Regions from separate parts of the Homo sapiens genome. Here region 1 is linked to region 2. The links are chromatin loops, found by intact Hi-C in ENCODE. Cell type or tissue: HCT116. All regions are shown on one strand. Each heading gives the region's core, and the rest is flanking DNA. Links, peaks and the distances in the headings are about the cores only.

Region 1 (8,965 bases), core at 109-8,108, 320 kb after region 2:
GGAAACTGAAAACCAGAGAGGTGAAGGGACTTGGCCAGGGTCACACAGCCTATAAGTGGCAGAGCTGGCCCAGATCCCCAGGGGACTCTTTCTGTCCTCCTCTTGCTAGCCCCCACCTTCCCTAGCCCACTTGTCTCTCCTCGTCCTGCCTCCTCTGTCCTGGAATCCACTGTCCCTCTCCTTGTTTTGGGATCTGCAGTCCTGTCCCCTGAAGACTGTGCCCAGGGACTGTAGGGGCAGAGGCCTGGCCTGGGACAGAAACCACAATGTCTAACCTCTCAAATCACCAGGATCTGAATCTCATTTTAGAGTGGAGGCAAAGCAGGCACACTGCCCCCGCCCTCTGCCCCATGCCCCACATACGTGGAGTAGGTCTGGGCGATGCCGCAGGTGGCGCGGTGCTTGCTGTAGAAGCGGTTCTCCAGGTCGATCTTGGTTTCCCCAATGAGGTCATCAGTGCCCACCAGGTCCCAGTCATACACAGCCACCGTCAGCATGGATTCCATGGGGAAGGAGGCCTCGATGTCAAAGGACCTGGTGGGGTGGAGTTAGGAGAAGGGCTTAAGGATTGGCTAGGGTGGGAGGTGTTCTGGGTTGGAGAAGTAGGGGTGTGGCAGGGGAGGGCACCAAGAAGCCTTACTTCCCAAAGACAGGGTTGAGCTGCTTGGAGATGTAGTTCTCCTTGTCGCGGATGTCAGTCTTGCCTAGCCGGATGGCGATGTAGGGGTCAGCTTTGCCGTTGATGTCAGCAGGGTGCAGGTCCGTGGCCTGGAATGGGGAGAAGGGCTGCCTGAGCAGGCTCCCATGCCCTGCTCATCTTCAGTGCCCCTGCCAGGCTGCCTGAGGGTCCTATGACAGTGAAGGGCAGGGGCAGGAGCACTGGACCCCTCAGGAGGCTTGCTGTGTGACCCTAGGCAAGTGGCTACCCCTCTCTGGGCGTTGACTTCTTCCTCTAGAAAAGATAAAGACTAGACCAAATGATCTCCCTGGTGCCTCCCAGTCTGGGGCTGTCAGTATGCAGCTTCTTCTTCTTTTTTTTTTCCTTTGAGACAGAGTCTCGCTCTGTCTCCCAGGCTGGAGTGCAATGACGTGATCTCAGCTCACTGCAAGCTCCACCTCCCAGGTTCAAGCGATTTTCCTGCCTCAGCCTCCTCAGTAGCTGGGATTACAGGTGCGTGGCACTGTGCCTGGCTAATTTTTGTATTTTTAGTAGAGACGGGGTTTAACCATGTTGGCCAGGCTGGTCTCGAACTCCTGACCTCAGGTGATCCTCCTGCCTTGGCCTCCCAAAGTGCTGGGATTACAGGCGTAAACCATTGCACCTGGCCAGTATGCAGCTTCTTTGCTCTCTCCCAGATGGGAGGATGAGGAGACTTGCAAGGAGGGAAAGCGACGGGAGTCTCACCCGGACCACATAGACTCGGACCAGCACATTGATGGGGTCATTGCTCGGGATGCCCTGGAACATGCCGTAGGTGGAGTCGTAGCCGGCTTCCCGGGACACGTCCTCTGGGAGTGGCACTTTGTACACGCAGAGGGAGCCCTGGGCAAGACAAATGTGGGTCAGGGTGTAGGTTTGCCTGGCAAGGGTGGCATTCAAAATAGCTAACAGCACCAGGAGGGCTGGACCCTGATGTGGCAGGGCCTTCACCCTTTAACTGCTGAGTCATGGGAGAGTCCAGGGCTTCTGGAGGCAGTGGCCGGGGCAGTGGTGGGAGGTGAGTGGGGGAACCTGTGGGGGGGGCAAGGGCTGGCGGGTGCTCAGGCTGGGCCCGTGCTCCTGGCCTGACCTTGAAGCGTCCCACAATGCGCTCCTCCTCGGTGGAGCCATCCTCATCATCCCCGGTCTTGCCCCGAAGCAAGTTGAAAGTGTGCAGCCAGTCCTCAAAGTTATCAAACTCGGACTCCAGCTCTTTGGGGTATACCTGAGACAGACCAGGCTGTTAGGGGGCGGCTGCCTGGTCTCTGGCTTTTGTCCTGCCCCACCTGCAGGATCACTGCGCCCCCCTCTTCCCGCCCCCACACACCCTAGAAGGGTCTGCTCCTAGGCTCTCACCTTAAGCTCATCAATCTTGGGTTTCTTCTTCTCGGGGGCCTCGGACCCCTGGCCAGAGCCAGAGCTCTGAGTTTTCTTCTTCTTCTCCTCTTTGGCAGCCCTTGCCTTCTCCTTGCCCTTCATTGACCCCTTCAGGCCTGGCCAGAAGCAGAAAAGGAGGTGGAGCAGAAATGAGCAGAGCAGGAAGGCCTGGATTCGAGACCCAGCTCTGTCGCTAATTTGCTTTACTAACTTAACTCTCGGATGTCCATGTGCTGTCAAATGCAGATAATACTCCCTAGCATGCCCGCCTCATGGAGGTGCTGGGGGCCCCAGTGGGTTTATGCCCGGGAAGGTGTCTGAAGACTGTCTTCATGCCCTTTGGAAGAGAGGGGCAGGAAGGAGCATGGGTTTGGGGGTGGAGGCCTGTTGCTGCGCAGTTCCTTGCCCACTCACTTTCCTCACTAGCTTCCCTCTTCTTGTCCATAATAATAACACTCTGTATTAGCATTTCCCAAACCTCATTCAGTGGAGCACCTGGTGCAGATGCTGCTGGCATGCTTTAGAAGAAAGGGTACTGTGATCCAATAAGCTGGGGAAATATTTTATACTGTGTCTTCCTTTTAGAGATGTATAATAACATTTGCACAGTAAAGGGTATGAAAAGTCCTGCACCAAAACAAGCTGTTTCAATCAGCTTTTCCTAAACTAATTTGACCAAAACTAATTTGTTCCTTCTAGAACATCCATCAATTTTCTTCATGGAAAAGAGTCTGGAAAATGCTGGATGGAATGAGCTCTGAGGTCCCTTCTAGCTCTGATGTTCTGTGGCTCTAAATGTCTGCCCATCACTGTGGGTGCTGAACTGGTCAGAGTAAAAGCCTCCCTGGACAAGGGCCTTAGCCTGCCCAGTACTGCCCATGGATTACTGATGCTGCTTCCCTGGCTACTAAGGCTGGGAGGGCTGGCAGGAGGGAAAAGAGAAGCAGGTGATGAGGTGGGCAGGAGAGCTGACCACCCAGGGGCGGGGAGGAGGAGGCAGAGTTCCAGGTTCCAGGGCTCACCCTCGGTATTGTCCACTTCCTCCTTCTCCTCCAAGTCAATTCCAGAGGGCTCTTGTTGTCGAAGTTGCTGCCAAAAGATGAGATGAAAAGGACAGAAGGTGGGTTTCCTGGGGAGGAGTCTGTTGACCCCAAATTGTGGGCCCAGACCAGTCTTAATGCACTAGAAGTAGAAAATCTTCCCTACTGCATTTCAAGTCCACCATGTGCTCTGCTTAAGTGGGTTAAAAAAAGTTTATAATGTGTACAGTGTGACTAGTGGTACTTAGGGGTTTATGCATCTGTGGCACATATACACCATGGAATACTATGCAGCCATAAAAAAGGATGAGTTCATGTCCTTTGCAGGGACATGGATGAAGCCAGAAACCATCATTCTGAAGAAACTGTCACAAGGACAGAAAACCAAACACTGCATGTTCTCACTCATGGGAGGGAACTGAACAATGAGAACACTTGGACACAGGGAGGGGAACATCACACACCGGGGCCTGTGGTGGTGCTGGGGGAGAGGGGAGGGATAGCATTAGGAGCAATACCCACTGTAAATGACGAGTTAATGGGTGTAGCACACCAACATGGCACATGCATACATATGTAACAAACCTGCACATTGTGCACATGTACCCTAGAACTTAAAGTATAATTTAAAAAAAAAAGAAATAACACCTTGCAATAAATATTTACATTTTCTACTTAAAAAAGTACAGTGCATTTTAATGTTGCTTTTAGTGATATTAATAAATTGTTTTAATGTACAAAAGTATAACAGTAAGAAAATGTACTATATTTTCTTTCACTCAGCACACCCCATCTTACTGGAAACGAGAATAAATCTTACTAGAAACTAGAAACCAGGTTTCAACTAAGTCGCCACCGCCACCTGGTGGCAGTCTGTGAAAATTGCAGGAGTAGAGACGACAACAGGCAGCCTCTTGCAGCTCCAGCCTGGCCAACTTGATGGTGGGAGACGAGACTACCAGTTGTCCTCAATGATCTGTTCTCCTATTTTTACAAGTTTTGCTGAGCACACAGCCACCTTGTGAAAGATTACATTTCCCAGCCTCCTTTGCAGATAAGTGTAGCTAAGGGACTAGATTCTGATCAATGTGAGTGGAAGTCATATGTGCAGCTTCTGGATTGGGCCCTGAAAAAGAAAAGCATATGCCTCATCTCCTCTTTAACCCTTCCTGTGCACTTGAATTAGAACATGATGTTGAGTCACCTCCAACCTTACAGATGTGACAAACAAGAGGTCAGGATCTTAGTCCTTGACACCACTGAGCCACCATACCAGCCTAACCCCCACTCTCTGAGATGTTATGTGAGAAATAAACTGCTGTCTTGTTCACTTCACTCTAACTTGCTACAGCAGCTTAATGTGTGCTCTAATAAATATCACACCTAGCTTGGGTCACAGAAAGGGCCTGGGAGAGGATGTGGCTGGATCAGCTCTGGCCCCACTGAGGAAACACAACTGCAGGCATGTGTCCCTCCTGGTCAGGTGGCCAGTCAGAGCACCCTGAGCTAGGTAGGCAGCGTGGAGAGGACACAAACAAGAAAGCAGAGAAATGCGCTTTCTGGAACTTGCAATCTGGCCAAACAGATGGAACCCACATATGTGTAATAGGGGAAGAATCATTCACGTGCCGATGACCAAGATGTGTAAAATAAAACATTATGAAGAAGAGTCGTAAGGACTACTGATAAGCAGTTGTTCCCTTATGGCCTCTGAGAACATGTTTCTCCTTTTCCACAAAGGTCACCTCCTCTGAGACGCCTTCCCTGATTCCCCCAAGCCATGATTTGCCTTTGTTATCACATAGTCCTCTCTAAGTCTCTGTTTACATGTCCATTTTGCCCAGTAAACCGGAGGCCCATCAGGGCAGGTGTGGCATCTTTTGGCTCCCATAGCACCTAGTATGGAGCCTGGCTCATCGCATATACCCAAGAGGCATTTGTGGAATGAGTCAATGAGGACAAAAGAAAACCAAGCAGGGAAGGTAGATGGGACCATCATCTTGGAAGGTGAGTTCTGAGCTAGGATTTCAAGGATGTGAGACAAAACCATCCCAAACTCACATGAATGGAGTTGGGATCCAGCTCTTGGGGGCCGTGGGAAAGAAGCTGGACAGGAGGGTCTGAGTGTGGAGGGGGTCACCTCCCCTCACCCTACCCGAGGTCTCACCTCCTTCATGGTGTCAATGGAGGCAAAGTACTTGGACCACCAGTCCAGCATGCTCTCGTCTGGCTCCTCCTCCTCTGGCTCCTCCGCAGTGCCCTTCTTCTTCTTCTTCTTCTCCTTCTCCTCCTCAGCCTGCAGGTTGGCCAGGTCCAGAGTCCTACATGGACTCCTCCTGCCTGGACAATCCCGAGAGCCTCCACCCATTCCGCCATCTGTCAGCAGGAAGCCTTGGGCTCCATGAGGCTCTGTGGGGCCACCCATGTCCAAGGGGCAGGGCCTTATTTTATGGAGAAGGTGCCACAGGCCACAGAGTGTTGTGACCTGCCAGTGCGATCCACTCGCCCAAGCAGGACTGGCACCGAGTCCTGCACTCACCCAGCTCTTTTCCACTGCATCTTAGGGGAGGTGTGCTGGCCCAAGCATGCGGGGGCTGGGGCTGGCTCTGTCCCTGATGCTGGACCCTTTGGCCTGACATCATTGCCAATAAAGGACCCTCTCACCCCAGAGCCCCTGCATGGCCCCCACACTCACCACATCCACCTTGACAACAGCTTCAGAAGTCTGCAGAGGAACCAAGGAGACAGGGGCAGAATCAGCCACTGGGGCCTGGAGTGGCAGGCAGTGGCCTAGCACAGGGTGTGTGGAGGAGCCGAGATGGAAATTACTGTGTGCTGGCAGCCCCTGTGCCCGCAAGGCCAACTTTGCATTAATAAGAGCACTCTGACTGGTGAGTCTGCAAAGGGTCTGAGTGAGGATGTTTCTTTGGGTGGCCAAAGGAACAGTGGGCTGTGTTCCAGGCTGGCCCACGTTCTGCCCTTCCCTGTAGGGTCTACAGCTTGTACGCCACTTCCACACCCAACCCCCAGATGGCAGTTCTCTCTCTGGCAGATGAACAGTCCTAGGCCCAAAGCCAGGAGGAATAAGGAGCTTCCACCTGGAAATCCTCCTCTGACCCAGGCCAGGGAAGTGTCATTTGTGAATGGCTGGGATGGAAAACCAGGGACTCTTTGGAAAGGACACTGATGATCTCATAAGGAATCATTACCTATGGTGTCATTTGTTGGAGTAAAAATTATAGCAGGTGATTATAATAAACTGTGATGGCTCACTCTGTCTCTCATACACACATACCACATGCCAGTGCACATGCACACACCCACATGTATGCACGCATGTGCACATACGCACACCGCAAGCATGCATGCACACATATATGCACATACACCACATGCACACATGCACACATGCACATTTACATACCACATGCACACATGCACATATGCACACAAGCGCACATGCACACATATATGCATATATACCACACTCATGCACATTTACCTACCACCCGCATGCATGCACACTGCACACATGCACATATGCATTTACACACCACATGCACACACATATGCACACACCACATGCACATATGCACACCATACGCATGCACACATACATGCACATGCTCATACCACATGCATGCATGCACGTGCATATGAACATACACCACACATGCATGCACATGTGCACACCACACGCACGCACGTGCATATGCACATACCCCACATACATGCACACACACATGCACATACACCACATGCATACATGCACGATGCACATATGCACACCACACATACGCATGCACGCACAAATGCACATACATCACATGCATGCACACACACATGCACATATGCACACCACACACATGCGCACACACATGCACATTTACATACCACACGCACGCGTGTGCATTCCAGGATAGTATTAGGAGGGAGCTGTTTGGACACACAATCAAGCTCAGCCCCCGACAGTCACATGCCAAAGGAGGCTCTTAGTGTCCTTTTCTCTCGGGGCAGATAGTCTGGTTCACAGGATGTGTCACACGAAGTTGCATGTTCCCAGCCAGCAGGGGGCTGACCCCACCCGCCTTACCGCGTCCAGCTTCACCATGGTCTCCAGTTTCTTGATGGGTACCTCTGGCTCCATAGTCACCACAACCTCCCCTGTGGAGTGAGAGGAGGAGCCCCCATTGCACAGCACACGGCAGCGCCGGAGAAGCCTGACTGGACAGATGGATAGATGGACAGACAGGCAGAGGAAGGAGCAAGAGGAACAGTGAGATTGGCGGGGCAGGAAGGTGCGGAGAACTAAAGCTGATTCTGGAACTTTCTGAGGGAGAGGGGGACAGGCAGTCAAGGGAGAAAATATGGGCATGGGGAGGGAAGAAGAGAGCCCGAGATAAGGGGAAGCTGCGGAGGCCGGTGGGAGGGAGGTGGCGGGGAGGCCTGGGTCTTCTCCATCAACCAGCGCAAGGGGCTTTCTGCCCTCAGGCCCCCCCAGGCTGTCTCCAGTTCTGCCCTCTCTGGCTGTAGAGCTGGCGTCACCTTGGGCAGCCTTCCTTGGCCACCAGGGTGACCTTCTTCTATGCCCACCCCCTCGGCCCCAAAGAGCAAACTCTGGTCGCGGCTTGGACTGGGCGGAGACCTGGAGCCCTTCCCTGGGGGGCGTGGAGCCAGGCTTGGTGGCAGGGTGGATGTGGCCATACCCGTGGTGTTCCAGCTGGGGGCCGAGCGGTCTGGGGGCCGGTAGATGAAGCGTCGCAGGGAGCTGACGGCATGGGAGCCCACCAGTGTGTAGCGACCGAAGGCCCGGCAGTCCACCACACGGATGTTCAAGGGCGGGTGCAGCAGCTCGTTCTCTGGGAGGTCCTGGGGTGTTGGCGACAGGAGCCTGAGCCTCCAAGAAGGGGCAGAGGAAGCCGGCTGGCTGAGTGGAGCCACACTGGCCACAGGATGTCCTCCGCCAGGGCCTGCACTCACCACTTCAAACCACTTGACGAGGGTGTTGAAGTTGGGGTTCTTCTTATAATTGTGGATCAGGGACGACTGCACCCCCTTCCCTGCACACTCGATGTCCACCCGTGGCCGGTCCACCTGGGCCAGGTTCACCCGCTTTAGGTCCCGTAGGCCCCAGAACAGCACCTGGGAGAGGTTGGAGGGTGGGTGCAGAGAAGAGAGCCCCTTAGTCAAGGGAGCCAGCCATGGGGGTGCTGGACCATCCAATAGGGAACCGGGCAGTGGGATGGGCAGTAGTTCACCCCAGATTTCAAAGGGTGGGAGCAGGGCCAGGAGAGCAGAGGAGGGGCAGGCGTTCTCCAGGGATGAGGGTGGGGCTGCCCGGAGAAGGGGTGCAGGGTCAGGGGTGCAGACAGGAGGGCTGGGCATGGTCCTGGGACATGGGAGTGCGACTTGGTGCAGATGGGGGCAGGCCCTGGGCTGGGGCAGGAGCCTGGGTCTGCTGCTGGCTCCTGGTGATGGTGGTGGGAGGGGGATGACAAGCCACTTCCCCTCCTGGGTCCTCAGACTCCTCATCCAAAAGGGAAGGGCCACACAGAGCCCTCGCACCTCCACTCGGTACTTGCTGAGCACGGGCCGGATGCCCATGGGCACGGGCATGATGGGACCTCGGTCCACGTCCACCGGGCCATTGATGGGGGGCAGGTCAGCCTTCCCTGCTGGTCCAATCTGGGGAATGGGGGTCACAGGTCACACACTGGGGAGCCCAGGGACAGGGTCTCTTTCCCCATGAGTTGTTTGCCATGATCTGGGGAGACAGGGAAACCCCCTAAGGACCACGCCCCCAGCTTTGGTCAGGATGGGTAGGAGAGAGGCCCCTAGGCCCCAGCCC
Region 2 (16,319 bases), core at 3,769-11,768:
CCTCATACTGGAGGGTAAATCCTTGTTTTAGCAGCAGCTGGCCTCTTACTAAGAAACAAAGTATTGGCCAGGTGCGGTGGCTCATGCCTGTAATCCCAGCACTTTGGGAGGTCAAGGCGGACGGATCACGAAGTCAGGAGATGGAGACCATCCTGGCTAACGTGGTAAAACCCCGTCTCTATTAAAAATACAAAAAAATTAGCCGGGCGTGGTGGCGGGCGCCTGTAGTCCCAGCTACTCGGGAGGCTGAGGCAGGAGAATGGCGTGAACCCGGGAGGAGGAGGAGGAGGCTGCAGTGAGCCGAGATAGCGCCACTGCACTCCAGCCTGGGCGACAGAGCAAGACTCCGTCTCAAAAAAAAAAAAAAAAAAAAAAAAGTATTGGCTGGGCGCTGTGGCTCACGCCTGTAATCCCAGCACTTTGGGAGGCCGAGGCGGGTGGATCACCTGAGGTCAGGAGTTCAAGACCAGCCTGGCCAACATGATGAAACCCCGTCTCTACTAAAAATACTAAAAGCCGGGCGTGGTGGCGCATACCTGTAATCCCAGCTACTTGGGAGGCTGAGGCAGGAGAATCACTTGAACCCAGGAGGCAGAGGTTGCAGTGAGCCGAGATCGCACCACAGCACTCCAGCCTGGGCTATAGAGCAAGACTCCTTCTCAAAAAAAAAAAAACAAAAAACAGTATTTCCTGCTTTTGTTATACATAGCAACAGCCTTGTCTTTATGTGTAGGGAAAAGAAATGTTTGATCCTATATTCAGGCTTTATTAGTCAATAATAAAGATAAATATTTGTTGACAAGATTGTCTCTGCTGAAAGTATATGTAGAGTTTTTCTCAGATGCAGTGATTTTAAGAATCACATGGAGTGTTTTTAATGTTCTATTCCTTCCCCCCAACATACTTGTTTTGTTGGGACCTACAATTCTGCCTTTGCTGGGTGCAGTGGCTCACGCCTATAATCCCAACACTTTGGAAGGCCAAGGCGGGTGGATCACCTGAGGTCAGGACTTCGAGACCAGCCTGGCCAACATGGTGAAACCCTGTCTCTACTAAAAATACAAAAATTAGCCGGGCATGGTGACACATGCCTGTAATCCCAACTACTTGGGAGGCTGAGGCAGGAGAATCGCTTGAATCCGGGAGGCAGAGGTTGCAGTGAGCCGAAATCATGCCACTGCACTCCAGCCTGGGTGACAGAACAAGACTCTGTCTCAAAAAAAAAAAAAAAAAAAAAAAAAACAAACAAGATTGGTGTAGGGAAATAGGATATGGTCTCCCCCCTTAAATCGATGGTCTAGTTTAGAAAACAAAAGTAATTCATCAAGTTAAGCATATACAAGAGCCAAATAATTGTAATCTGGATTTTAATTGCTGTATTAATATATCAAGTTCAGTTGGTGAGAATGGGATTGCTTTTGGGGGGAGGAGGGACATTAATTGGTTCTTCGAAATGTCGATTCACTGGCTAGGGCAGATGGGGAGGTCATTGTAAGAAGAGACCACAGAGACTAGACAATGACAGGCCCTGGGGAGTCATGGTAAACTCGAGAGTGGCGAGAGCAGTGTGTTTGTGGAAAGCAAGTTTAGATGGATTTGAATAGGAGAAACAAGGGTTCTAGAGGTCACATGGGAAGTCGTGTTAATCAGGGTTTCAATAAGACCGGGCTAAAATGGCAGAGGGAAATGCAGGGTTGAAGGCAAAGGTAGTGTGTGAATGGGGGCGCGGTGTATTTCTGGTGAGCCTGCTAGGTGCTTTTTTGGCACTGCTCTAGGTACTTTGGGTTAGGTCTTCAACGTCCTTGTGAATTAGTACCCAAGAAGAAACGGCCTCAGATTAAGTCATTTGCTTAAGGTTGCACAGCCAGTTGGTGCTGGAGTCGGATTTTGAAACCAGGCCAACACCACTGTCCCTCCTGTGTTCACTTCACCTTATCACAGTTCTCAGGAGGGCCTGGGGTAATGAACAGGTGGCAGAGACAGCAGGAAGAGTCTGGAGTGGTTGTGTGACCATTTAGCCCAACCTTGGCACCTTCTAACAAAGAGTAATACCCTCGAAGTATACTTCATTTACTACTGTTTCTGCTTTATATTACCCCTCAGCATCTCGCGCAGAAGAAAGCAAAGGGAAGCAATGGGGCATCTGATTGGTCTGGGAGCTCCAGATAGCCAGCAGGTACTTGAAGGCTGCAAGCCAGCTTGAGAGCAGTGGCTGGAACTGGAAGGGGTGTGCACACTACCAATAGCAAGTGAGCAAGAGAGACCCACAATAAACTGAAGGTTATTACAGTACTACAGTAGGCTCTAAGAAAGTCCCTTCTCCCACTTTAAGAAACAGGGCTTTTTTTTTTTTTCTTTTTTACTTTTAAAGGAAACAATTCATTTGCTAGAAAAACCTAAAAAAAAAAAAGATTATATACAAAATGGTTGTCTGAATGTGGATTTTATACTGCAGCAAAAGCAACCCAGCTCTGGAACTCTATTCGGCTTCCTCAGTTATCAGGTACATCATGCTGCTGATGAAGGTGAAGGCGAAGGCCACCCACGCCAGGATGTAGGAGTAGCCATAGCTGCCTTCTTTGGTCAGGTAATAGAAATCCGTTGTTTCATCGCGCCTGTCTGTATAAATGGAGGCTGCAATCATGAGGCACAGATATGACATTGTAGCATGGTGTACTTTTTTTTTTTTTTTTTTTTTTTTTTTTTTTTTGAGACGAGTTTCGCTCTTGTTGCCCAGGCTGGAGTGCAGTGGCGCGATCTCGGCTCACTGCAACCTCCGCCTCTCGGGTTCAAGCGATTCTCCTGCCTCAGCCTCCCGAGTAGCTGGGACTACAGGTGTGTGCCACCACACCCGACTAATTTTGTATTTTTAGTAGAGATGGGGTTTCTCCATGTTGGTGAGGCTGGTCTCAAACTCCCGACCTCAGGTGAACCCCCCGCCTCAGCCTACCAAAGTGCTAGGATTACAAGGCGTGAGCTACCATGCCCGGCCGCGGAGTGGGGTACTCTTTTTTTTTTTTCTTTTTTTTGAGACGGAGTCTCGCTCTGTCGCCAGGCTGGAGTGCTGTGGCGCAATCTTGGCTCAATGCAACCTCCAAATCCCTGGTTCAAGCGATTCTCCTGCCTCAAGCCTCCTGAGTAGCTGGGATTACAGGCACGCACCACCACGCCCGGCTAATTTTTGTATTTTTAGTAGAGACGGAGTTTCATTATGTTGGCTAGGCTGGTCTCTATCTCCTGACCTCATAATCCGCATGCCTCGGCCTCCCAAAGTGCTGGGATTACAGGGGTGAGCCACCGCGCCCGGCCCATGGAGTACTCTTTAAAGCTGTCATTGATTACTGTACACTTCGTGTTTTTGGTACATATTCTCCAGACATCTGCAAAAAACTCATTTCCTACCCACCAGGCATTGTCGATGGTGGCGATGAACAGCAAGGCCGCAGAGGTGATGTGGAAGGCGACGGTGAAAGTAAGAAGCACCAACATTTTCATAGGGCAGGGCGAGGCGAGGGGTCACGTTTAAAGCCCAGAGCGGGATGTGCCGGCGCTGGCCGCTACGCAGGCTGCTGGACCGATGGACCGGCTGGGGTGCGAGGCAAGGCCGCCGGGCTGTTTTGAAGCTCTGGGCTGAGACTGTGCACCCTCCCTCCTCTGAAACCAGGGCTTCTTGAAATGGCAGATTCCAAGTTTGTGTCAGGAAAGGGGTAAAATGAGCCTGAAATAGCTGATTACATCAGATCTCAAACTCAAAATCTAGGGATGTTATCAAGATGGCTTGGGAGTTAACTTGAAGATGCTCACTCTGGCTAAAGATGGGACAGTCTGAACCTGTTGAATATGTGTAAATCCATGAGTTTATGATGATACCAAACACACATGCACACACCCCTAATTGGTCACTATTGGAGAATGCCAGGGAAATAGCTCTTCCCTCCCCCTACAACTCCTCTGGTGGTAAGTAAAAGAATCAATAATTAATCTTACCTTCCTTATATGAACTATACCACTGCGTAACTGAATAGTCAACAAGATGAAGTTTCTCTGTACAGAAGTATTCCAACAACAACCAAAAAGAAGAAGTAATAGAGTCTTATCTCACAACCTCTGATGAATTCATGGATCTAGGCAACGGTCGATGGCTACTAACATCACAAAAAGATCCAACAAAACAGACATTTATGTTCCTTCTGACCAAGAGCACCATGCTTATGAGGAGGCCATGCCTGATCAAAAGATCAGATCTGTAGTTTAGAGCCAACTGCTAATTTATAGGAAAAACGAGCACAGAACATGTTATACTAAATCAATCAACAAAATCCAGACCGTAAACTTTACAGGACAATTGCTTCAGCCTCTTCAAAATTCAATTTCAATAGGTAGAGAGAGAAAAGCAGGCAAAGCTGAACTATAGTGCGTTTAGGAAAGTACAGCATAATATACTAATGTAAATTAAGAAAATCATTATCCTAGAAGTCAGGATAGGGATATTATTATTATTACTATTTTGAGACAGAGTCTCGCCCTGTCACCCAGGCTGGAGTGCAATGGCATGATCTCGGCTCACTGCAACTTCTGCCTCCCAGTTTCAAGTGATTCTCATGCCTCAGCCTCCCCAGTAGCTGGGATTACAGGCACCCACCACCACGCCTGGCTAATTTTTATATTTTTAGCAGCGATGACATTTCACCATGTTGCCCGGACTGGTCTCGAACTCCTGACCTCAGGTAATCGGCCTCCCACTCAGCCTCCCAAAGTGCTGGGATTACAGGCGGGAGCCACTGTGCCCGGCCAGGATAGGGATATTCTTAGCAGAGGGTTCCTAGGATAGCAAAATCTTTTCACATGGATATTGGTTGCAAGGGGGTTTGCCTTATAACAATTTATTAATCTACCCATTTGTTTTATTAAGTTTTAAAATTTGTATTATAAGGGCTGGGCGTGGTGGCTCATGCCTGTAATCTCAGCACTTTGGGAGGCTGAGGTGGGTGGATTGCCTGAGCTCAATAGTTCTAGACCAGCCTGGGCAACATGACGAAAATCTGTCTCTACAAAAAATAACAAAAATTAGCCAGGCATGGTGGTGTGCATCTGTGGTCTCAGCTGCCTGGGAGACTGAGGTGGGAGGATCAGTTGAGTCCTGGAGGTTGAGGCTATAGTTAGCCAAGATTACACCACTGCACTCCACTCCACACTCCAGCCTGGTTGATAAAGTGAGACCCCCATCTCGAAAAAAAAAAATGTATTATAAGTTTAGCCCTAAAGGGCTGTGAACGTGTGTGTCTACGGTTATACTGGGTAGCTCCTAGTCTCTAAGACCATAGAACCAGTCTTAAAGGCTGTGCACCAAGATCCGGGTGTGCCCTCCAAAACAACAACAAAAAAGATTGTGCATCAAGACCAGTGCTCAAAATTAGACTTAAAAGAATTGGTCTGCTAAGGCCCTGTAGTCACTGCTGATCAACACAGACATCACGCCCCAAGAATTGTCCCTGCTGCCTCTGAAAACTGGCTGCCGCCAGTGCCAAAACTCCTGCAAAGGTGGATGGATACTGTATGGATTCTGCTTTGTTTCAGTGGCTTCTTGTTCACAGTCTGGATGGTTATTGGTTGGTGAAGCCCAAAATACATGCCCCTGCCCCAGGTGCCAGGGAAGTGGGGAAAAGGGAGAATCTCTTGTTTTCAGCTTCAATAGTGGGAGGTGGCCTCTGACTCTAAGATGGGGGATTTAGGTAACTGGATGGGCAAAAAGAGTGACAAATATCTACTATGCCAGTGGTGTGCAAACTTTACTGCACATTAGGGGAGTGCTTTTAGAAATACAAGCACTGGCTCTGTGCAGTGGTTCATGCCTGGAGTCCCAGCACTTTGGGAAGCCGAGATGGGAGGACTGCTTGAGGCCAGGGGTTCAAGACCAGCCTGAGGGTATAGTGAGACACTTTCTTTACACAATAAGCAAACAAACTAATGCCAAGGTTGCACCCCAGAATTCCTGAGATGATAGTGGCTTTTTGTTCGTTTTTAACTTCCTATGTGATTCCCATGTGCAGCCAAGTTCATGAACCAGTTCCCATACCCTTGCTACTCAAAGTGTGTTCTTCAGATCACCTGCATGGGAATCACCTGGGAGCTTCTGAGAACTGCAGCTGCTCTGCACAATTCACATCTATGATTACACAAAAGCCCCAGAGGAGTCTCACACAAATTACAATTTGAGAAAGGTGGCCCTATGCTATTTTCCCAAGGCCAGCCCGAATCCCACCAGCAGGTATATTCCCCACTTCTGAGCAGAGCAGTTGCCTTTCTCTTCTAAATCCCGAGAAGAATACATTTGGCCTGCTTTTCCGTTGGGCATTTATTGCCTACTTCCTTGTTTGTGGTTAACTGGCTTATCTCTTTAATGGATTGTGAGCGAGTGGTGGGCAGGGACTCTAGTCCTTTTTGTGTTTTCACAAATCTTATTGCATTGCTGTCCACGCAGCAGGTGCTCAGAACATGCAGTGAGTGAACCGGTGACGTTCCTTCAGCTTCCCTCTCCCATCACATTCAAGCAGGGGATGCAGCGGCCTCCTTTTCCCCACCCCCACTTCCATACATTCACAGTCCCATCTTGATTCAAAGGCAACTTCAATTATAACTTTTAGTCTGGGCACAGTGGCTCACGCCTGTAATCCCAGCACTTGGGAGGCCGAGTCTGGTGGATCACTTGAGGTCAGGAGTTTGAGACAAGCCTGGCCAACATGGTGAAACCCTGCATCTACTAAAAATATAAAAATTAGCCTGGTGTGGTGGCACGTGCCTGTAATCCCAGCTACTTGGGAGGCTGAGGCAGGAGAATCACTTGAACCTGAGATAGGTATTAGTAAGCCGAGATCATGCCACTGCACTCCAGCCTGGGCAACAGAGCAAGACTGTCTCAAAAAAAAAAAAAGAAAGAAAGAAAAAGAAAAAAGGCGGGGCCTGGTGGCTCATGCCTGTAATCTCAGCACTTTGGGAAGCTGAGGTGGGAGGATCACAATGTCAGGAGTTTGAGACCAGCCTGACCAACATGGTGAAACCCCGTCTCTACTAAAAATACAAAAATTAGCCAGGCATGGGAACGCATGCCTGTAATCCCAGCTACTCAGGAGGCTGAGGCAGGAGAATCACTTGATCCTGGGAAGCGGAGGTTGCAGTGAGCCGAGATCACACCACTGCACTCCAGCCTAGGCAACAGAGTGAGACTCCGCCTCAAAAAAAAAAAAAAAAATTTAAAGTTCAAATTTATTCTTACTACTTCCGGGTATTGGATACATTAGTTGACTCCTGTGAATCATTTCCTTGTCTCTAAAGGAGATGGACTCGAAAGCTCTCCAACAGTTCAATGGAAATATTCTACAATTCTGTAGTCCACCTTGCTGGATTAGCCAGGACTCCAATACCCCAACTCTTGTGGGGTTGGCAGTGGGGCTTGCATGGAGAAACTATAAATTAAACGTAGGGTCGCTCCGCCACCGTGTGACCAATGCTGGAAACTGCATTTCTTCAGTGTGCCATGAGAGATTTCTCAAAAGCCCATCAAGATTTTAGGGTAATATATAGCCACACAAAATTAAATGATCTCTCCCTACCCCCACCAGCATGGCAGACACGGAATTTTAAAAGTATAAACCTACAAAGATAAAAATTAGGGAGCAAGAGACATCAGCAAGTGAGAATTAAAATTTTTATGTATGTAAATATTAGTCTTTAAAAAATGGAAGATGGAAAACAGAGCTAACTGACGTGGAGCATAAGTTACAACCTCATTGTTTTCAAAGGGGGATGTCGATAAGAAGTGGGTATATTTTCTCTGATGGGATCCCAAGAGTTCCAGGATTTATAGGTACCAGTTACCATGGACAACTGAGGCATATGGCAATGGGCTAAAAATGGAGCAAGGAAATAACGGATCCCAAGTGTCCCTTCCCACCCCTCACAGCCAGGAGTTGCTGTCACCCCTCTTCAAGCCTTATTATTTGCAGAAATGAAACTATAGAGGCTTCAGATGTGAGGCCACCAGGCCCAGAGAGAGGTGGAGGTGAGTCATAGTATCAAAAACAAGGAATGAAGTGGACGCCTGTCTTGAATAATGGGCTCCTAAGCTTCTTTCCTTCATTCTTCCTTCCCTTTCCCAGAATTTTAGCAGCCAAATACATGTACTCAGGCAGAAGATTAGGAAGTCCTTCTGTCACATGGAAGTTCACCAACAAAAAGGCCCCTTATAGCAGATTCCTCCAGTTCTGAGGACATATAAACACATACAAAGTTTCCAATCTACCAAAACCGTATATACGAAATCAGTCAACATAAAGAAAAGTATAGGAAAATTAATAACAATCTACAGAAAAAAATAGCCGGGCATGGTTGCACACACCTATAATCCCAGCCACTCAGGAAACTGAGGTAGGAGAATTGCTTGAACCCAGGAGGTGGAGGTTGCAGTGAGCTGAGATTGTGCCACTGCACTCCAGCCTGGCAACAGAGCAACAACGTCTCAAAAAATAATAATAATAAAAATAAATAAAATAAATAAAAATAACAATCCACATACCTGACACCCAGATTGAGTCAGATATTCAGTTCTTCATGTTGACATAAAAGAGACAGTAAAACAACTAACAAACATAAAAAGGAGACTTCAGGGGAAAAAAGGTAAGGAAAACCAAAGAAAAACCCCAAACTCACTTTAAGCAATATTTTTGAATGACATGGGATCCATAAATTAAGAATAGGATGCTATAAAAAAGAACAAATAATGAAAAAATGATCTCTAAAATAAAAACTATCCACTGAAATAAAATGATTCAAGAGAAGAATAGGCCAGGCACAGTGGCTCCTGCCTGTAATCCCAGCACTTTGGGAGGCCCAGGCAGGCAGATCACTTGAGGACAGGAGTTTGAGACCAGCCTGGCCAACATAGTGAAACCCCGTCTCTACTAAAAATACAAAAATTAGCTGGATGTCGTAGCACATATTTATAGTCCCAGCTACTCGGGAGGCTACTCTGGAGGCTGAGGCAGAAGAATCACTTGAATCCAGGAGGCGGAGGTTGCAGTGAGCTGAGATCAAGCCACTGCACTCCAGCCTGGGCAACAGAGCAAGACTCTGTCTCATTAAAAAAAAAAAAAAAAAAAAAAGTGGGGGAAATAAATTTCTGTTCTTTATAAATTAGCCAGTCTATAGTATTCTGTTATAGCAGCACAAAACAGACTAAGACATAAAGTAATTATCAGAGAGAAAATACAAAAATAGAAAAGGAACTTACTTGTCAAATGTAAAGGCAAAATAAATGACATATTCAGATATGCAAACAGGTAAATGTTTTTTTCCCTTGCTGTCCTTCTCAGGAATCTACTCTAGGAAAAGGAAAGAGTACACCAAGGAAAAGAAAAGCCGGAGACTCAGAAAACAGGGACTCAAGTGTGGGCCAGTCCTGGAGGGGCTATGTAGTTGGACTTGGAAGCAACCTACCCAGAGGGGAGCAGGAAGACAGTCTCCAGGAAAACCAGTGGAAGAAATAATATTGATAGGTGGGTGATATAGCTGAGGGACAGTGCAAAATCATGAGGATAAAAAACAAAACCTTTCTCTCTGCTGGGAGCAGCTCTCTGAGAGCTAGGATAAAATCTGTCCTGCCTCACACAGGATCCCCAGTGCCTGACTATTCCTGGCACATAGTAGGTGCCCAAGAAATATTGTTAAATGAGGCCAGGCATAGTGGCTCACACCTGTAATTCCAGCCCTTTTGGAGGCCAAAGCAGAAGGATCTCTTGAGCCCCTGAGTTTGAGACCAGCCTAGGCAACATAGGGAGAGTCCATCTTTACAAAAAATAAAAAATTAGCTGGGTGTGGTGCTATGTGCCTGTGGTCCTAACTTGAGGTGCTAAGGTGGGAGGATCACTTAAGTCTGGAGGTCGAGACTGCAGTGAGCCATGATCACACAAGTGCACTCCAGCCTGAGCAACAGAGTGCAGACCCTATCTCAAAATATATATGTGTGTGTGTGTGTGTGTGTGTGTGTATATATATATATATATATGCATAGTTAGATGAGTGAATGAATGAATGCATGAAGGAGAGCAGATCAAGCTTCCCATTTGTGCTTTAAGCCGGGTGCTAAAGTAGACCAGCTAACCTGAGCACCTGAGCGCCCCTCCTCCACTACAGATACCTTAGAAATACAACATCAGTATAATTTTGAATGCATAATCAAGTCCTCAAGAAAGCAAAGATAATCTGAAGGAGAAACAGGTCACTTACAAATCATTTTTGTTTTGTTTTTATTGTTGACATATAAAAAACCATACATATATGTACACATCTTTATGTATACAGACCCTAATAGATCTGCCTTGCCCACAGGCTTTTTTTTTTTTTGAGACGGAGTCTCACTCTGACGCCTCGGCTGGAATGCAGTGGCGTGATCTCAGCTCATTTCAACCTCCACCTCCCAGGTTCAAGGGATTCTCCTGCCTCAGCCTCCTGAGTAGCTGGGATTACAGGCACATACCACCATGTCCGGCTAATTTTTGTATTTTTTGGTAGAGATGGGGTTTCACCATGTTGGCCAGGCTGGTCTCAAACTCCTGAGCTCAGGTGATCCGCCTGCCTCGGCTTCCCAAAGTGCTGGGATTACAGACACCTCTTTGTGGTCTCTGCTCAAATGTCCCCTTGTCATTGAGACCTTCCCTGGCCACATTGCATAGGACAGGAACAACACCTCTCCCAGTCCTGAATTCGCTATCCTTTTCACTTGGCTTTCTTTTTTCCTCCACAGCTCTTTCCACCACCTGACATATTAACATTTACTGTTCATTTGTTTATTGCCTGTCTCTGCTAGGATAGAAGCTCCAAGTGGGCAGGGGCTCTTTCTGTCTTATTCATGGCTCTGTCTTCAGCACCTAGAACAGCACCCACTGCATGAACGATGCTATTTGTTGAATGAATAAACCTGATCTCTTGTGCCCCTACTTCCTACTGGGAAATCTACAGTGAAGAGAGGAGAATAAAACTAACATTTTTGCAGCATTTTCTTAGGGTCATGGAGGGATTCCTAGTGTCCCAAAGGTGCTTGTCTGAGTCCTGAAAGTGAAGGGGCTATTTGTAGTAAACAAACAAACAAACAAACAAAAAACCCACTTTAGGACATAATATAGGAAGTGGGCTGGGCTCAGTGGCTGGTGCCTGTAATTCAGCACGTTGGGAGGCTGAAGTGGGAGGATCACTTGAGCCCAGGAATTCGAGACCAGCTGAGGCAACAGTGAAGTCCCATTTCTACAAAAAATTAAAAAATTGGAGGGGTGGGCATGCATGGGATAAAGGGAAGTGAAGCCAGGGCTTGGGGCACTTTTTCTGCCCATGAAGTCTCAGATTCATTCTTAAGGAACTGAGAACTTAATCTTCCAAAATGTCAAAAAGACCATCTTATGCCCCAACTCCCACCCCAGCTCCTGCAACACAAATGTCCAGTACACCAGGGTTTGTGGGATACAATCCTTACAGTCATCTCACCTACAACAACTACAGGCTGGGAGGCAACCCAGGCACCAATAGCCGGGTCCCAGCGTCCTTTGGTATTATGATTCCAAAACCCCCAAAGCCACCAGATAAGCCGCTGATGTGCTACATGAGGTACAGCAGAAAGGTCTGGGACCAAGTAAAGGCTTCCAACCCTGACCTAAAGTTGTGGGAGATTGGCAAGCTTATTGATGGCATGTGGGGAGATCTCACTGATGAAGAGAAACAAGAATAAACAAATACAAAGTAGAAAAGATAGAGTACAATGAATCTATGAAGACCTCTAATTCCACACGAACCTTGCTTACATAAATGCTGCAAAAAGTCATGCAGAAGCTGCTTTAGAGGAAGAAAGTGGACAGAGGCAGTCTCGCATGAAGAGAGGAGAACCTGACGTGAGCATTCAGCTTGCTGAAGATCCAGATGATTGTGACGATGGCTTTTCATTTCTTTTTTTTTTTTTTTTTTGAGACAGAGTCTCGCTCTGTCGCTCAGGCTGGAGTGCAGTGGCGTGATCTCAGCTCACTGCAACCTCCGCCTCCTGGGTTCAAGCGATTCTACTGCCTCAGCCTCCCCAGTAGCTGAGATTACAGGCACGCACCACCACGCCTGGCTAATTTTTTTTTAATCTTTAGTAGAGATGGGGTTTCACGATGTTGGCCAGGCTGATCCTGACCTTGTGATCCACCTGCCTCGGCCTCCCAGAGCGCTGGAATTATGGGCGTGAGCCACCGTGCTGGGCTGACAATGGCTTTTCAATGGAGCATACGGACACCGCCCGTTTCCAGAGAAATCATGGCCGCATCAGTGAAATCCTTAGTGACAGTGTGGTGCCAGACATTCCGTCCGCTGTCACAACAGCTAGCATGCAGGTCCTCAAGCGACAGGTCCAGTCCTTAATGGTTCATCAGCGAAAACTAGAAGCTGAACTTCTTCAAATAGAGGAACGGCATCAGAAGAAGAAGAGGAAATTCCTGGAAAGCACGGCTTCATTTAACAGTGAACTTAAAAGGTTGTGCGGTCTGAAGGTAGAACTGGATATGGAGAAAACTGTAGCTGAGATTGCACAGGCAGAGAAACAGGGCCGCAAAAGGCAGGAGGAAAGGGAGGAGGCGGCAGTGCAAGCTGAGCCAGTCAGAGCAGCCTCGTTCCTGAGGAAGAGCAAGCGGGCAACAAAGGCGAGGAAAAGAAAGACGACACGAACCTTCCAAGGGAGACAGAGGAGACACACTCTGAAGAAGAGCCAACGGAACAGTGAAGAAGGCATGTCTACTCCTGAGGACAAGGAGAGTGGGTAGGAGGGGTCGACTGTATGGCAGAGAAGGAACCAGTGATAGTAACACTGGCTTGGAGAGTAACAGCCAACAGTGGAAGAGCCACCAACAGATCCCATACCAAGAGACGAGAAAAAAGAATAAATGTGGCCTTGTTTTATGTGTTCTAAATACTTTTTTTGTTTGTTTGTTTGTTTTTGTTTTTTTGGAGACAGAGTCTTGCTCTGTCACCCAGGCTGGAGTGCAATGGCCCGATCTTGGCTCACTGCAACACCCACCTCCCAGGTTCAAGCTAGTCTCCTGGCTTAGCCTCCGGAGTAGCTGGAATTACAGGTGCCAGCCACCACACCTGGCTCACTTCTGTATTTTTAGTAGAGATGGTGTTTCACCATGTTGGCCAGGCTGGTCTTGAACTCCTGACCTCAAGTGATCCTCACCCACCTTGACCTCCCAAAGTGCTGGAATTACAGGCATGAGCTACTACGCCTGGCCTTAAATACTTTTCTATTTTTATTTTTATGTTATTATCTTATTTTATAATTTTATTTTTATTTTTGAGACGGAGTCTCACTCTGTCACCCAGGCTGGAGTGCAGTGGCCAGATCTTGGCTCACTGCAACCTCTGCCTCCTGGGTTCAAGTGAATACATACTTTTTTTTAATGAAAAAATGTTTTTTGGTTTAAAAATAAAAAAAACTGGCCAGGTGCGGTGGCTCACGCCTGTAATCCCAGCACTTTGGGAGGCTGAGGCAGGTGGATTACTTGAGGTCAGGAGTTTGAGACCAGCATGGCCAACATGGTGAAACCCTATCTCCACAAAAAATACAACAATTAGCAGGGCATGGTGGTATGCACTTGTAATCCCAGCTACTCGGGAGGGTGAGGCAGGAGAATCACTTGAACCGGGGAGGCAGAGGTTGCAATGAGCCGAGATTGCACCACTGCAGTCCAGCCTGGGCGACAGAGTGAGACTCTACCTCAAAAAAAAAAAAAAAATTAAAGAATTAGCCGGGCATTGTGGTGCTTGCCTGTAGTCCCAGCTACTTGGGAGGTTGAAATAGAAGGGTCACTTGATCCCAGGAGTTTGAAGCCGCAGTAACCTATGATCACACCACTGCACTCCAGCCTGGGCGACAGAGTGAGACCTTGTTTCAAAAAAAAAAAAAAAAAAGTCCATGTACTATATTATCACTGGATATGGAACTTTACCCTGAACCATACAAAAGTATATTATATACAACTGATTAGAGTTTATAATTTCTTTTTTCAGAACTAAATGTTTTATCAACATTTAATTTCCCATAATATTATAGTATTAAATGTTCACATAAAGAAAAACCAGAAGAGACTATGGACATTTATAAAACAGGGTTACACTAAACAGGTCCCAATAAGTTTTAAAAGATTAAAATCATAAAAAGTATCTTCTATGACCACAATAGAAAGTAGAAATCAATAGCAGAAAGAAAACTGGAAAATTTACAAGTATGTGGAAATTACATAACATATGTGGAAATAACTAATTAGTCAAAGAAGAAATCACAGGTGAAATTAGAAAATTCCTTGAGATAAATAAAAACTAAAATGCAACATACTAAAACTTATGGGATACAGGAAAAGCAGTGCAAACAGGGAAATCTATAGTTGTAAATGCCTATATTTAAAAATGAAGAAAGATCTCAAATCAGCAATTTAATTTTACACCTCAATGAACTAGAAAAAGAACAAATTAAACCCAAAGTTAACAGAAGGAGAGAAATGGTAAAGATTAGAGTGGAAATAAACAAAATAGAGTGTAGGGAGACAATAGAAAGAAAATCAACAAAACTAAGAGTTGGTTTTTTGAAAATAACAGCAAAAGACAAACCCTTAGCTAGATTAAGAAAAAAAAAAGACTGAAATAATAACTAAAATTAGAAATGAAAGGAGACTTCATAAATGATGCCACAGAAATGGAAAGGATTAAAGAGACTATGATGAATAATTATATGTCAACAAACTGGAAAACTTAGAAGAAATGGATAAATTCCTAGAAACATATAAGCAGCATGACTAAATAATGAAAAAATAGAAATCCAAACAGACCTCTAAGTAGTAAAGACATTGAATTAGTGATCAAAAGCCTCCCAAAAAAGAAAAGCCCTGGACTGGATGGCCTCACTGGAGAATTCTACAAAACATTTAAAGTAGAATTAACAATTCTCAAACTCTGCCAAAAAAAATTAAAGAAAAAGGAACATTTTCAGTCTCATTTTATTAGGCCAGCATTATCCTGATACCAAAGGCAGACAAGGATCCTATGAGAAAACTACAGACCAATATCCTCGATGAATATTGATGCAAAAATCTTCAACAAAATCTTAGCAAACTGAATTCAACAGCACACAAAAAGTTCATACATCATGACCAAGTGGGATTTAGCCCTGGGATGCAAGGATGGTTCAGCACACAAAAATCAATAAATGTAATACACAGAATGAAGGACAACAATCACATGATCATCATAATTGTTGCAGAAAAAGCACTTGACAAAATTCAACACCCTTTCATGATAAAAAAACACCCTACAAACTAGGATTATAAAGAAATTACTGGCTGGGTGCGGTGGCTCATGCCTGTAATCCCAGCACTTTGGAAGGCTGAGGTGGGTGGATCACCTGAGGTCAGGAGTTTGAGACCAGCCTGACCAACATGGTGAAACTCCATCTCTACTAAATACAAAAAATTAGCCGGGCATGGTGGTACATGCCTGTAATCCCAGCTACTCAGGAGGCTGAGGTAGGAGAATCACTTGAACCTGGGAGGCGGAGGTTGCAGTGAGCCGAGATTGTGCCATTGCATTCCAGCCTGGGCAACAGAGTAAGACTCTGTATCAAAAAAAAAAAAAAAAAAAAGAAGTTTTCTCAACACATTAAAGGTCATATACGAAAAGCCCACAGCTAACAGCATACTCAAAGGTAAAAAAAAAAAAAATGAAAATGGAAAAGCTTTCCTTTTCTTAAAGGAAAATTTAAGATCTGGAATAAGGCAAAGATGCCCACTTTGGCTTCTTCTATTCAACATAGTACTGGAAGTCCTAGCCAGAGCAATTAGACAAGAAAAGAAATAAAAGGCATCCAAATTAGAAAGGAAGAAGTAAAATTATCTTTATTCACAGATGACATGCTCTTAAATGTGGAAAACCCTAAAGATTCCACAAAAGATTCTAACAAAATAACTGTTAGAGCTAACGTACAAATTCAGTAAAGTTGCAGGATACAAAATAAACACTTGTATACAAAATAGTCATTTGTATTTCTATATGCTAACAATGAATAATCTGAATAGGAAATTAAGAAAACAAAACAATTTACAATAGCATCAAAAATAATAAAATACTTAGGAATAAACTTAACCAAGGAGGTGAAAGACTTGTAACTGAATACTACAAAGCATTGCTGAAAGAAATTTAAAAAGACAAATAAATGGAAAGACATCCCATATTCATGGGTTAGAAGACTTAATATT

What was found. Hi-C counts contacts between places; a loop is a spot of excess contacts. Peaks named below come from ENCODE experiments on the same cell type or tissue, not always from the same donor. Only the 100,000 strongest peaks of a DNase experiment are listed, where the experiment ranks them.
Region 1: it touches region 2 in a loop (6-fold over the local background); 2 of 110 quality-filtered maps call a loop at or near these places.

What each region holds. Positions count from the first base shown.
Region 1 is chr2:26,465,309-26,474,273 of GRCh38, forward strand. It overlaps OTOF (otoferlin), which reads right to left. Exons shown (of 47, transcript NM_194248.3): 27 at 8,683-8,802; 28 at 8,098-8,259; 29 at 7,824-7,986; 30 at 7,211-7,341; 31 at 5,813-5,842; 32 at 5,285-5,413; 33 at 3,100-3,166; 34 at 2,057-2,193; 35 at 1,791-1,925; 36 at 1,406-1,543; 37 at 641-768; 38 at 364-534. Among named protein-coding and RNA genes, the nearest start is that of DRC1, 68 kb to the left of the region's middle. In HCT116, for the core only: CTCF peaks have their summits at 3,992 (motif pointing left) and 7,202 (motif pointing right); a DNase peak (open chromatin) is centred at 3,973.
Region 2 is chr2:26,137,776-26,154,094 of GRCh38, forward strand. It overlaps the pseudogene EMP2P1 and the pseudogene SMARCE1P6. Among named protein-coding and RNA genes, the nearest start is that of GAREM2, 27 kb to the right of the region's middle. In HCT116, for the core only: a CTCF peak has its summit at 7,504; a DNase peak (open chromatin) is centred at 7,466.